2 separate regions of the Homo sapiens genome follow, and region 1 is linked to region 2. Evidence: chromatin contacts called from ENCODE Hi-C or POLR2A ChIA-PET data. All regions are on one chromosome and are shown on one strand. Each heading gives the region's core, a stretch centred on a gene start or an enhancer-like site at or near the end of the contact. The rest is flanking DNA. Distances are from core to core; before and after follow the strand shown. Region 1 overlaps SLC38A10 (solute carrier family 38 member 10). Region 2 overlaps CEP131 (centrosomal protein 131).

Evidence for each region. Hi-C counts contacts between places; a loop is a spot of excess contacts on that map. ChIA-PET counts read pairs that join two places held with the same protein, here RNA polymerase II (POLR2A). Pooled maps may share reads with other maps.
Region 1: a map of OCI-LY7 shows a loop between it and region 2 (9-fold over the local background). The contact joins two enhancer-like sites. A Hi-C loop is called at or near these places in 1 of 168 maps with a recorded cell type or tissue (OCI-LY7) and 2 of 50 pooled maps. POLR2A ChIA-PET finds 5 or more read pairs at or near these places in 1 of 52 experiments (activated CD4-positive, alpha-beta T cell).

Annotation. Positions count from the first base shown.
Region 1 is chr17:81,248,917-81,254,172 of GRCh38, forward strand. SLC38A10 (solute carrier family 38 member 10) reads right to left here. Exons shown (of 16, transcript NM_001037984.3): 12 at 4,157-4,324; 13 at 3,279-3,767; 14 at 2,577-2,696. Among named protein-coding and RNA genes, the nearest start is that of NDUFAF8, 12 kb to the left of the region's middle. RefSeq lists an enhancer at 2,765-3,432. Within about 2 kb of position 2,604, at least 3 of the 41 ENCODE cell types and tissues checked have a DNase peak (open chromatin) inside an H3K27ac peak, as active enhancers do; they include OCI-LY7, where a contact is called at or near this core.
Region 2 is chr17:81,205,515-81,210,988 of GRCh38, forward strand. CEP131 (centrosomal protein 131) reads right to left here. Exons shown (of 26, transcript NM_014984.4): 3 at 3,414-3,508; 4 at 1,611-1,725; 5 at 1,230-1,357. Among named protein-coding and RNA genes, the nearest start is that of CEP131, 15 kb to the right of the region's middle. Within about 2 kb of position 1,802, at least 2 of the 41 ENCODE cell types and tissues checked have a DNase peak (open chromatin) inside an H3K27ac peak, as active enhancers do; they include OCI-LY7, where a contact is called at or near this core.

The sequences.
Region 1 (5,256 bases), core at 1,354-3,853, 44 kb after region 2:
ATGACGGGCAGAGCAGGTCTCCCGCACACCTCCTTTCACAGGAGGAAGTGCAGGTGGCAGACCAGCCACCTCGGCCGTGGGCCACGTGCTCGCCCTGGGTGCTGCGGGGCTCAACCACGGAATGTCAATGGTACAAGGACGAGATCCCATGTGCTGGTGACACCTCCCCATACTCCAGGGCAGGGTTCCGAAAGAGCAGGCACCATGGCCTCACTTGCTCCTCAAAGGACTAGCCCTGGGCCTGGTGCTGGGAAGAGGAGGAAAGAGGAGACAGAAGGGAGGAGGGGGAGGGGGAGGAGGGAGGGAGAAAGAGGAGGAGGGAGAAGGAAGGTGGGGGAAGAGGAGGAGGGAGGAGGAGGAAGGAGGGAAGAGGAGGAAGGAGGGAAGAGGAGGAAGGAGGGAAGAGGAGGAAGGAGGGAAGAGGAGGAAGGAGGGAAGAGGAGGAGGAGGGAGGGAAGAGGAGCAGGAGGGAGGGAAGAGGAGGATGAAGGAGGGAGGGAAGAGGAGGGAGAAGGAGGGAGGGAGAAGGAGGGAGGGAAGAGGAGGGAGGAGGGAAGAGGAGGGAGGAGAGAAGAGGAGGGAGAAGGAGGGAGGAGGGAAGAGGAGGGAGGAAGGAAGAGGAAGAGGAGGAAAAAAGAGGGGGAGGGGGGAAGGAGCCATGCCACGTCCAGCCAGAAGCCACGTGGGACACATGTGAAGCACCGTGGAGGAGACAGGCTGTTCCTACAGCCAGAGCCCACCAAGACCACGGGGACTGGGCTGCAGAAGGCACGAAGCCACCCACCTGTTGAGACCCATGCAGATCTGTCAAGGTGGCCCATGAGGCAGCAGTGCAGGCAGCGTCCCCCCTTGGCTGGTGCCCTAAGCAGCCTGCACTCAGACGCTTGCAGAGACCAGCTGCCCTCTGATGACAGGCAAGGCCACAGCAGGGCTGAGAAGGACCACGGCATTTGTAACACAAGGGAGCAGAGTGGGCATCGGGACCCTGCCTGAGGGGCTGTGGCTGAGCCTGGGTGCGTGCGCAGGTCTGGGGCCTGACACGTGTCCCCATGCAGGGCTGTCCCTGGGGCAGGTGTGCCACCGAGGGGCTGCGCTCAGGTCTGTGGCCCGCCAGACAGGCTCTTGACTTCAGCACACTCCTTTGGGTTCGTACCTGCTACTATCTTTTTAATTTCAGCTGCTCGTCCCGTTGAGAGGCATACGGAAGAAAGGCAGAATAGGAAACCGTGAAAAGTCTTTTTCAGAAAGAAGAAAATCAAAAGAATCAAACAGGTTCAGGTAACAGAGCATAGGAATTGGAACCAACAAACATGGCCAGACTAAAACCGGAGACAAAACCCCACATGCCCGAACTCCTGAAGTGGCTCAGAGCTCCGGGAGCCCAGGGGGCGCCTTTTGGCTCTGCCTTCCGCGCTGCAGGTGCAAGGAGGGCGAGCTGCACCTGGAGAAGCCAGGCCGCAGCGACTGGGACGTGGCTGCTGCACCTGCCCTCCCTCGGACCGGCTGTCCTGAGGCCACAGGGCAAGATGCGCGGGCAGGAAGCGTGTGTCTTACGAACATCCTGGGAGGTGCCCGTGCCAGGGCTGGCCCGGAGCTCCCACACCTGCTCCCAGGGGCTTGGCACAGGAGGCTGGAGCGGCTGTGCCCTGCGACCCCCACACAGATCCCTGGAACAGACCCTCTCAATGCTGAGGCACACGTGGACCCCGCATGGGGCAGGGTTGACCATCTTGAGAGAAGGCTTGGACACTGCCACCAAATGCACGTGACTTTTGGTGAGCGGGGGCCCAGCCACACACCCTCAGAGGGCGGGTGGACCCCTAGCCTGGGAGAGGACATGGCACAGAAGCCTGTCCCCAGCAGGCTCACAGACGGGGCTGCTGCTACCCAACTGCATGAGGCCACAAGGAGGGGTCGCAAAAAGCCAACAGCTGAGACCCAAGGGGCGAGAAGTTTGGAGGAGGATTCAGAGCAAGTTTTATTCTCAGGAGAGCAAAGGCGTAAGGAGCTTTCCTGGAGGGACAGGTGACAGATCCCTGTAGATGAACACAGCCGAGCTCCGAGGCCCGAGGGTGTGGGAGCAGTGCTCTGGGCCAGGGCTATGCTAGGACCAGGGCGGGCACAGCCACCCCCAAACTGGGTCCCCTTGGGGCACAGCCTTAAAATAAACCTCCACATCTGGGTGCAGGCACGCCCACACCTGGCTGGCTTTAAATACTCCGAGTGTTAAAACTGTTAACAAACCTGCTTTAAAGACGAAATGGTAATCACAAGCCAAGTGACAATGCCGCAGGTGTTTTAAAGGGGAGCAAGGGAGATAAAACGGTAATCACAAGCCATGTGACGATGCCGCAGGTGTTTAAAGGGGAGTAAGGCAGATAAAAGGTTCCCAGAAAGCAAGCTGCTGATGGGAAGGGAGCAGAAAGCTCTCCGAGGGGTCTGCTCAGCAGGCGGCTGGAAAGAGAAGGGGGGCCTGGCAGGGCTCCCGAGGATGACCTGGGCATCACCCCAGGGCTGGGGGAGGGGGCTGCCGCTCCCTGGGCCTGAGGCAGGCGGCTGTAGGGCGGAGGCCTTACCCTCCAGCTGGCTGGCCGCCTGGTTTCCACCCGCTCGCTCCACGTCCCTCTGCTCGCGAGGCTCGGGCGGCAGCCCAGGCCCTGGAGCCGGCTTCTCCGCTGGGAGGGGAGGCTTCCCACCTGCACACACGGTGAAGACTCAGAAGGTTTTGCAGGAAAGTCAAGGGAGGGTTTGGGGGGTTGGGGGACAGAAGGCAAGGGCGGGACAAAAGGAAGTGGCAGATGTTTCTAAAGTGACACCCCCGTCAGCACAGTTTATATTCAACCTGATGATTACTAGCGAAGCAATAAAAAAATATTTAACAACCTCATAGGCTTGTGGCAATGAGCCAATGGTAACTGCCTTCGCAATTAAAATGCAAGAACTGTCCTAAGCAGCTCTTAGACGGGCACTTAACAACGTGTTACCTGTCAGGCGCCCCCCGCGCCGCCCCCCGTGTGCGCCCAGACACACGAGCACAGCGCGGCACCTGACATTTAGTGGTCTGGCAAACAACTGTGTGACAGATATTACAGTAGCTGTCAGCCACCAGCCTCTTCCTGTCCCCACCAGCTGCCGGGGCCCGCTCCATTTGCATGCTAATCTGGTGCAGGGAGAGAGACTGGGGACTGAGGGAGGAACCATCGATTCTGCTGCCCCTGCCCAGCCTCCCCAGCCCAAGAGGGGAGTGTCTTCCGACACGAGCCCAGGCTGACACCCACCGTGGTCGCTGTCCTCTGCGGGCTGCCCTGTGTCCCCGGCGGCGTTGCCTGGCGGCGGTCCCCCCTTGGCCTTTTCCCCTCCACCCACCGCCAGGCCGTTCTGCTGCTCAGACAGCACTGCCTGGGGCCGAGGATGCAGGCCCCTGTCTCCTGGCCCCAGGTCCTCCTTTGCAGGCTGGACAGCTGGCTGACCATCTGCTTCTGGAACTTTCTGGGGATCTTCAGGAAGATCACCCGCCTCCTCCAAGGCCTGGGCCTGTCCAGGCCTCTTCCCAACCTCTCCCTGCTCCGGCTCTTGTTTCTCTCTTTCTGAGTCGGGCAGAGGCGGCGCCATCTGGCCCTGGACCCCTGGAGCCTTTCCGCCCGCGTGTCTGGATGGAGGTTTGTTCTCTTCTGGCACCTCTCGGTCTTGGCCTTCATCTACCACCACCTTGTCGTGAGGAACAGGAGGCTCGTGGCGGTGGGCCTCGCCCACAGGCACAGCAATCCCTGCAAGGGCACGGGGGACAGATGGGGTCAGGCTGAGGCCCCTCCTTCCCTTCCCAGGGAATTAGAACTGGGTTCTTCCCTGGGTTCTGGCTCCCAACAGTGTGACACAGGCCAACAGATACCACCTCCCCTGCCGGCCTCCCTGCTGCCTGGCCAAGCACAGCTGATGCTAAAGTTCAACAGGGGCAGCTGCAAACAAGTTGCTCTGGGAGGGGCAGGACATTCATCTGAATTGAAAGACAGAGAAAACAAAAAGGACCAGAACTTAGGCTGGGCTGAAGGGAAAAAGATACACACAGCCCTGAGAGCCACCCCGCAGGGTGTCCAGCCTGCAAAGGAGGACCCGGGGCCGCCCTTCCCCATCCGCACCCCCAGCCAGTGCCCAGCACCTTGCCCAGGGCGATCGAGCTGTGCCTCCTCCGGTGCCTCCTTGCCATCTTCCCGTCCAGGCACATCCACGGGCCCCTTGATCTGGGCCTGCTCCAGCTCCTCTCTCTCCTTCGGCAGCTTCGGCTTCTCCCGGCCATCCTCAGCCACGGCCACAACCGGATCCTGGGCTGGGAGCAGGGCACAGTTAGGGAACTGCACTGCCAAGCAGCTCCAGGAGCGGGGCAGCTCTCCCTGGACTGTTACCATATTTTCCAGCCAAATGGCAGAGTCAAAGCAGTTTCTTTTTCCTGTTCGATCATTAGCAGCTAAGTAGCACAGAAAACTGTCATTTTTCATGTGTATTCACAACAAAAATATGTCAAAATGCGATTTACACCTAACTGGGGGCAGGGAGAACTAGACTCCATGTAATACTCAGTCATTACCACCAGATGGCGGCACGAGCCCACCGACCCACTCTCCCACAGTCCCCTCCATTACCATCACCTCCATCATCACCGTCATCACCGTCACCTCCACCACCACCACCACCATCACCGCTATCATCACCATCATCTCCATCCCTACCACCATCAACATCACCATCATCACCATCATCTCCATCCCTACCACCAACATCACCATCATCACCATCACCATCACCATCATCACCATCTCCATCCCTACCACCATCACCATCATCATCACCGTCACCATCATCACCATCTCCATCCCTACCACCATCACCATCATCATCACCGTCACCATCATCACCATCACCGCTATCATCACCACCATCTCCATCCCTACCACCATCACCATCATCATCACCATCACCACTACCATCACCACCATCACTGCCAACCCTACCATCATTGCCATCACCTCCATTATCGTCATCACCACCACCATCTCCATCCCCACCACCATCGCTGCATCATTGCCACCACCTCCATAATCATCACCTACATCACCGTCACCTCCACCGTCACTGCCATCACCTCCATCATCGTCGTCACCTCCGTCACCACCACCACCACCGCCATCACCACCTCCCTGTCCCAGCAAGGCCATATGTCCACTGAGACAGGCGCTGCAGCCGAGGGGGACTCAGGTGAAG
Region 2 (5,474 bases), core at 552-3,051:
GGGGAGGGTAGGAGGGGCAGCACATTTTAAGCCTATGGTGCTGTTTGACATTTTGGCTGTGTATGAACATATAACTGATAAATACTAAGGTAAATTTTAGGACCAGGTGTGGGGGCTCAAACCTGTAATCCCAGGGCTTTTGGGGAGGTCAAGGAAGGAGGATTGCCCGAGCCCAGGAGTTTGAGACCAGCCTGGGCAACACAGCGAGACTTCATCTCTACAACAAATTTAAAAATTAGCCAGGAGTGGTGTTGTGCACCTGTGGTCCCAGCTGCTCCGAAGGCTGAAGGGGGAGGATCTCTTGAGCCCAGGAGGTAGAGGCTGCAGTGAGCTATGATCGTGGACTCCAGTCAGGGTGACAGATGAGAACCTGCCTCTAACTTAAAAATAAATTAAAAAGCAAGAATTGAGCTGGGTGCAGTGGCTCACGCCTATAATCCCAGCACTTTGGGAGGCCAAGGCGGGTGGATCATGAGGTCAGGAGATCGAGACCATCCCGGCCAACATGGTGAAACCCTGTCTCTACGAAAAAAATACAAAAATTACTCGGGCGTGGTGGCGTGGTGGCACGTGCTTATAATCTCAGCTACTCGGGAGGCTGAGGCTGGAGAATCGCTTGAACCAGGGAGTCAGAGGTTGCAGTGAGCCGAGATCATGCCACCGCACTCCAGCCTGGTGACAGAGCAAGACTCCATCTCAAAAAAAAAAAGGCAAGAATTCTTCCTGTGCCAACCCTGGAGAATAACCACACGGTCTCTCCCCTGAGACTATTCCCTTGGCAAAGGCTCTAAATGCCGGAGGAAAAATGTGTCCCCAATCCCTTCCACTCATGGGTCCCCTGAGGCCTAGCCCAAGGAGCCCACACTCTCCTTGAAGGCTCAGAGGCAGCTGCCTGGAGTCTATTTCTTTTGGAGCTTCCCCAGGACCCCCTACAAGCCTCCTCAGCCAAGGCCCCTCCCCAGGCCCCACCCTCTCAGCCCCATGTGAGCCTCCCCAAGGCCTGAAACTCTTTAAGAGCAAAGCCTGGGCCGAGAGCCCCTTATGTGCAAGACGCCACCTGGCAGCCTCCTGCCTATGCCCTTGGGAATGAAAGCCATTCTTTCACTCACTCACTCATTCATTCATTCCAAAGCACCCTGAACGAGCCATAAACAAGACAAAGACACACACAGTCTCCACTCCAGGAGCTTCCCACTGGTGCCCGTCGTGGGCACCTGCACAGGTCGTACCTGTTGTTAGCAGTGAAGTTGGGGGCCAGGGCCACGGTGCATTCTTTCCTCCGCGGGCCCGCTGGTGAGTCAAGGGCACTGGAACTCCGGGCATTGGATGGCAAGGTGAAGCCCCGGGGCTGGTCATCCTGTCAGACAGCTCAGCCCATGACACCGCCCGCACACACCCAGACACCCCATCCCTTCCCTGCCTCTCCCACAAACGGGAGGAGCCACCAACTTCCCATACAGACAGGTGGATGTCCTGGGGTCTGCCATGTCAGATCTAAGCTTGACACCCTCCCTGCAGTGCCCTTTTGCAAAGGCAGTGAGAACAAATTAGGAACCAGGCCACAATCCCATCACAGAGACCAGGACGTGGGGCCGCATGCACCACCTTACCAGGACGTTCCAGGTGGCTCCCTTCTCGCTGGGGGCTGTGCTCAGGCTGGCAGGCCTCTTTTTCCCACTGGGGCTGCCCTCGAAGAGCATCAGGAAGTCTGTGGGCTCCGTTGGCCTGCATCCGAGAGAGGGCGGCACACAAGGAAAGAGTCACCAGCCGGGAAGCCGACGCTAGGCACACAGACCAGGCAGGTCCCGCGAGGACAGAGGGGCTGAGGCACTAGCAGCAACTCTGTTTCTAGGCCCAAAGCCCCCATCTGACCACTGTGCCTGGCCAGGGTTCCTCAGTGGAGCTGGGCGTTCAGGGTGAGCTTCCATCAGAAGCTTCATCAGTCACACCGATCACAGTTTCTGGGGACAAGGGCCTTATTTGTTTTTTCTTTTCTTTTTTTTTTTTTTATGTTAGTAGAGATAGGGTTTCGGCTATGTTGCCCAGGCTGGTCTCGAGCTCCTGGGCTCAAGAGATCCTCTCACCTTGGCCTCCAAGAGTGCTGGGATTGCAGGTGTGAGCCTGCACACCCGGCTGCCCACCGAGGGCCTTAAATACCGTGGCTGCCTCTGCTGCCACCCTCTTCCCTGTGAACCAAGAGCCACACCTGCTGCTGCTCAGAGCAGAAGGGGAAGCACAGCTGGAAGGCATGGGCTGGTGGCCAATCCCCACTGCCACCCTGCCCCATGGGAGGCCACAGCTGCGCCGAACACAACTGATCAGGTGGGATCAAAACCGTGGCCTGGCTGAGGGTGGTGACACACCAAACACACCACACACACACATACACCACACACACCACATAACACACACACCACACACCATACACCACACACACCCCATACACACACACACACCACACATGCACCACTCACAAACCACACCCCAGACACACACCACTCACACCACACACCCACACACCACACACCCCCCACACACACCACACTCACACCACACACCCACACACCACACCACACACACACACTTATGCCACACACCCACACACCACACACATACCACACACACACACCAGCTGGCCTTGGCAGTCCCTTGCTTGGTGGGACTCCACGAAGCTAGTTGCTGAGCTAAGAGCGGCTCCCGGAGGCTGCACTGGATAGGGTGTGGTGGCCGCAGTTCTTGGTCTTCCCAGGAAGGGTCCACCCGGGGCCCTTGGTGACCCAGAACTCAGCCTTCATTAGGTCCACGGCCCCACAGGAGCACCCTGCTCGCTCGGGGACAATGCCTGGTGGGAGGTGGTGTCAGGACCTCGCCCACCACTCTGGGCTAGAGGATGTCCCCCCGGAGGCTGCTGGCCACCACCGGCTCCACTCCCCACAACACCCCCACTGGGGCCATTGAGGCAGCTCCTCCCCAGCCCGCTGGTTTGGAGGCCGCAAGGGACAGTGGCAGGGTTTAAGTGGGCAAAGGTGGGAACAGGGGCGCACAGCGTGGGGGTTCAGAAGGGTCACAGTGCTGCCCCTCTCGCAAATGACAGCTTTTGACATTCAGAGGGCAGGTGGAAAGGGCTTCAGCGGAGCCCTCAGGCAGGGTCCCAGCAGCCGCCGGGACAGCAAGGAGGAAGGGAGGGATGCAGTGCAGGAGAGTGTCTGCCTCAGGCCTCCCGCCCCAATGCGAGAGGAGGCCTGGGACACAAAGCTGGCCCGTGAGGTCACTCCAGGCCTCACTAGCCAGCAAGGGCCCGGGACCCAGGAGGCTGGAGGAAGGGCAGAGCAGAGGCAGGGAGGAGCAGGCCAGGGTGGGGCACCTGAGGTCCCGGGAAGGGGCCAGGGTTATCCAAGGGCCTTAGGGGTTACCTGGGGGAGCCGCTCCGAGGCTGGCTGACCTGCGTGGTGCTGTTGGATCTTCTAAGGTTGTTGATGGCCTGGGAGCCCCCAGGCCCTGTGGCCTCCTGCAAAAAGGGAGAAAACAGTTAATTATGCAGCAAAGGCTCACTCACCAGTTTGCTCAGCCTCCGCCAGCTTTGGAGAAACGCAGTCAGAGAACAGAGGGGTGGCCCTAGGGTTACAGGTGGCCCAAGTGGCCTCAAAGGCAGTGGGTGGTCAGAGGGGCAGGAGCACTGGACAGCAGGGCAGCGCGAGGGGGGCTCAGGCCCGACCTCTAAGAGCTTCCCCGTCCCCGCATCAAGCAGGAGCCCTTCACCCCTGGCAGAGGGAGGGCGGGAAGGGAGCTGCTCACTGTCACCCACCAGCTCCCAGGAACCGCGAGCTCCCACCTTCAGTGGATGAGAACCCCTGGGGACCCTTCACCCCGCGGTCTCCTCCGTCAGCAGGGTGGGCACCCAGAGCGACTCTGTGGGGTCACGATGAGGACTAAGGAGACGCAACCAAGACCAGGTGCTGCAAGACCTGGTAGTGAGTGCAGCCAACTGCCCAGCGGTTCCAGGTCCGTGGAAAGGGGTGGAGGGGAGGCTGCGCAGCAGACACTAAGCAAGGATCAGAGCGCTCGGAGAAGCGGACGCTAAGCGAGGATCAGAGCGCTCGGAGAAGCGGACGCTAAGCGAGGATCAGAGCGCTCGGAGAAGCGGACGCTAAGCGAGGATCAGAGCGCTCGGAGAAGCGGACGCTAAGCGAGGATCAGAGCGCTCGGAGAAGCGGACGCTAAGCGAGGATCAGACCGCTCGGAGAAGCGGACGCTAAGCGAGGATCAGAGCGCTCGGAGAAGCGGACGCTAAGCGAGGATCAGAGCGCTCGGAGAAGCGGACGCTAAGCGAGGATCAGAGCGCTCGGAGAAGCGGACGCTAAGCGAGGATCAGACCGCTCCGAGAAGCGGACGCTAAGCGAGGATCAGAGCGCTCGGAGAAGCGGACGCTAAGCGAGGATCAGAGCGCTCGGAGAAGCGGACGCTAAGCGAGGATCAGACCGCTCGGAGAAGCGGACGCTAAGCGAGGATCAGAGCGCTCGGAGAAGCGGACGCTAAGCGAGGATCAGAGCGCTCGGAGAAGCGGACGCTAAGCGAGGATCAGAGCGCTCGGAGAAGTAGCGCTTGGGGAAGTGGCGCTCGGGAAAGTGGCACTCATAAGTACCTTACGCTACGCTCCCTGACTTTCCTGTAGGCTTAAAAACCCTCCAAATCGGCCAGATGCAGTGGCTCACGCCTGTAATCCCAGCACTTTGGGAGGCCGGGGTGGGCAGATTACCAGGTTAAGAGATGGAGACCGCCGGGCGCGGTGGTTCACGCCTGTGATCTCAGCACTTTGGGAGGCCGAGGCGGGTGGATCACGAGGTCAGGAGATCAAGACCATCCTGGCCAACATGGTGAAACCCCGTCTCTACTAAAAATACAAAAATTAGCTGGGCATAGTGGCGGGTGCCTGTAGTCCCAGCTACTCAGCAGGCTGAGGTAGGGGAATTGCTTAAACCTGAGAGGCGGAGGTTGCAGTGAGCCGAGATTGGGCCACGGCACTCCAGCCTGGAGACAGAGCGAGACTCCGTCAAAAAACAAAAACAAAAAACCCTCCAAATCAAACATTTCAGGGGAAAGGGCTCACAGTCCAGTGGGAAACGGTCTGGGGAACACCACCGGATGCCACTGGATGCCACGGCGACCAGTGATATAGATCCTGGCCAGGTGCCCATGCCACCACAGGATGGGACCTCGGGTCTCCAGTTTCCCAGGAAAAGAGACCTATGAACTTTCAGAATTATTTTTAAATCTGAATCCTTAAGCTGAAAACAACCCAACTTCAAAAAAAGACCAAAAAAAAAAAAAAAGGCTCCAGGAAAGCAGCCACACACATGCACCCCACCAGGACACCCCAATCACTTGTTACGGGCATTTCCTGGTCAGGAAACCATGGTCTAAAATAGCTGAACAGAAAGTGCAGGCAGGGAGCCCAGCTCGGCGGCAGCAGAGCC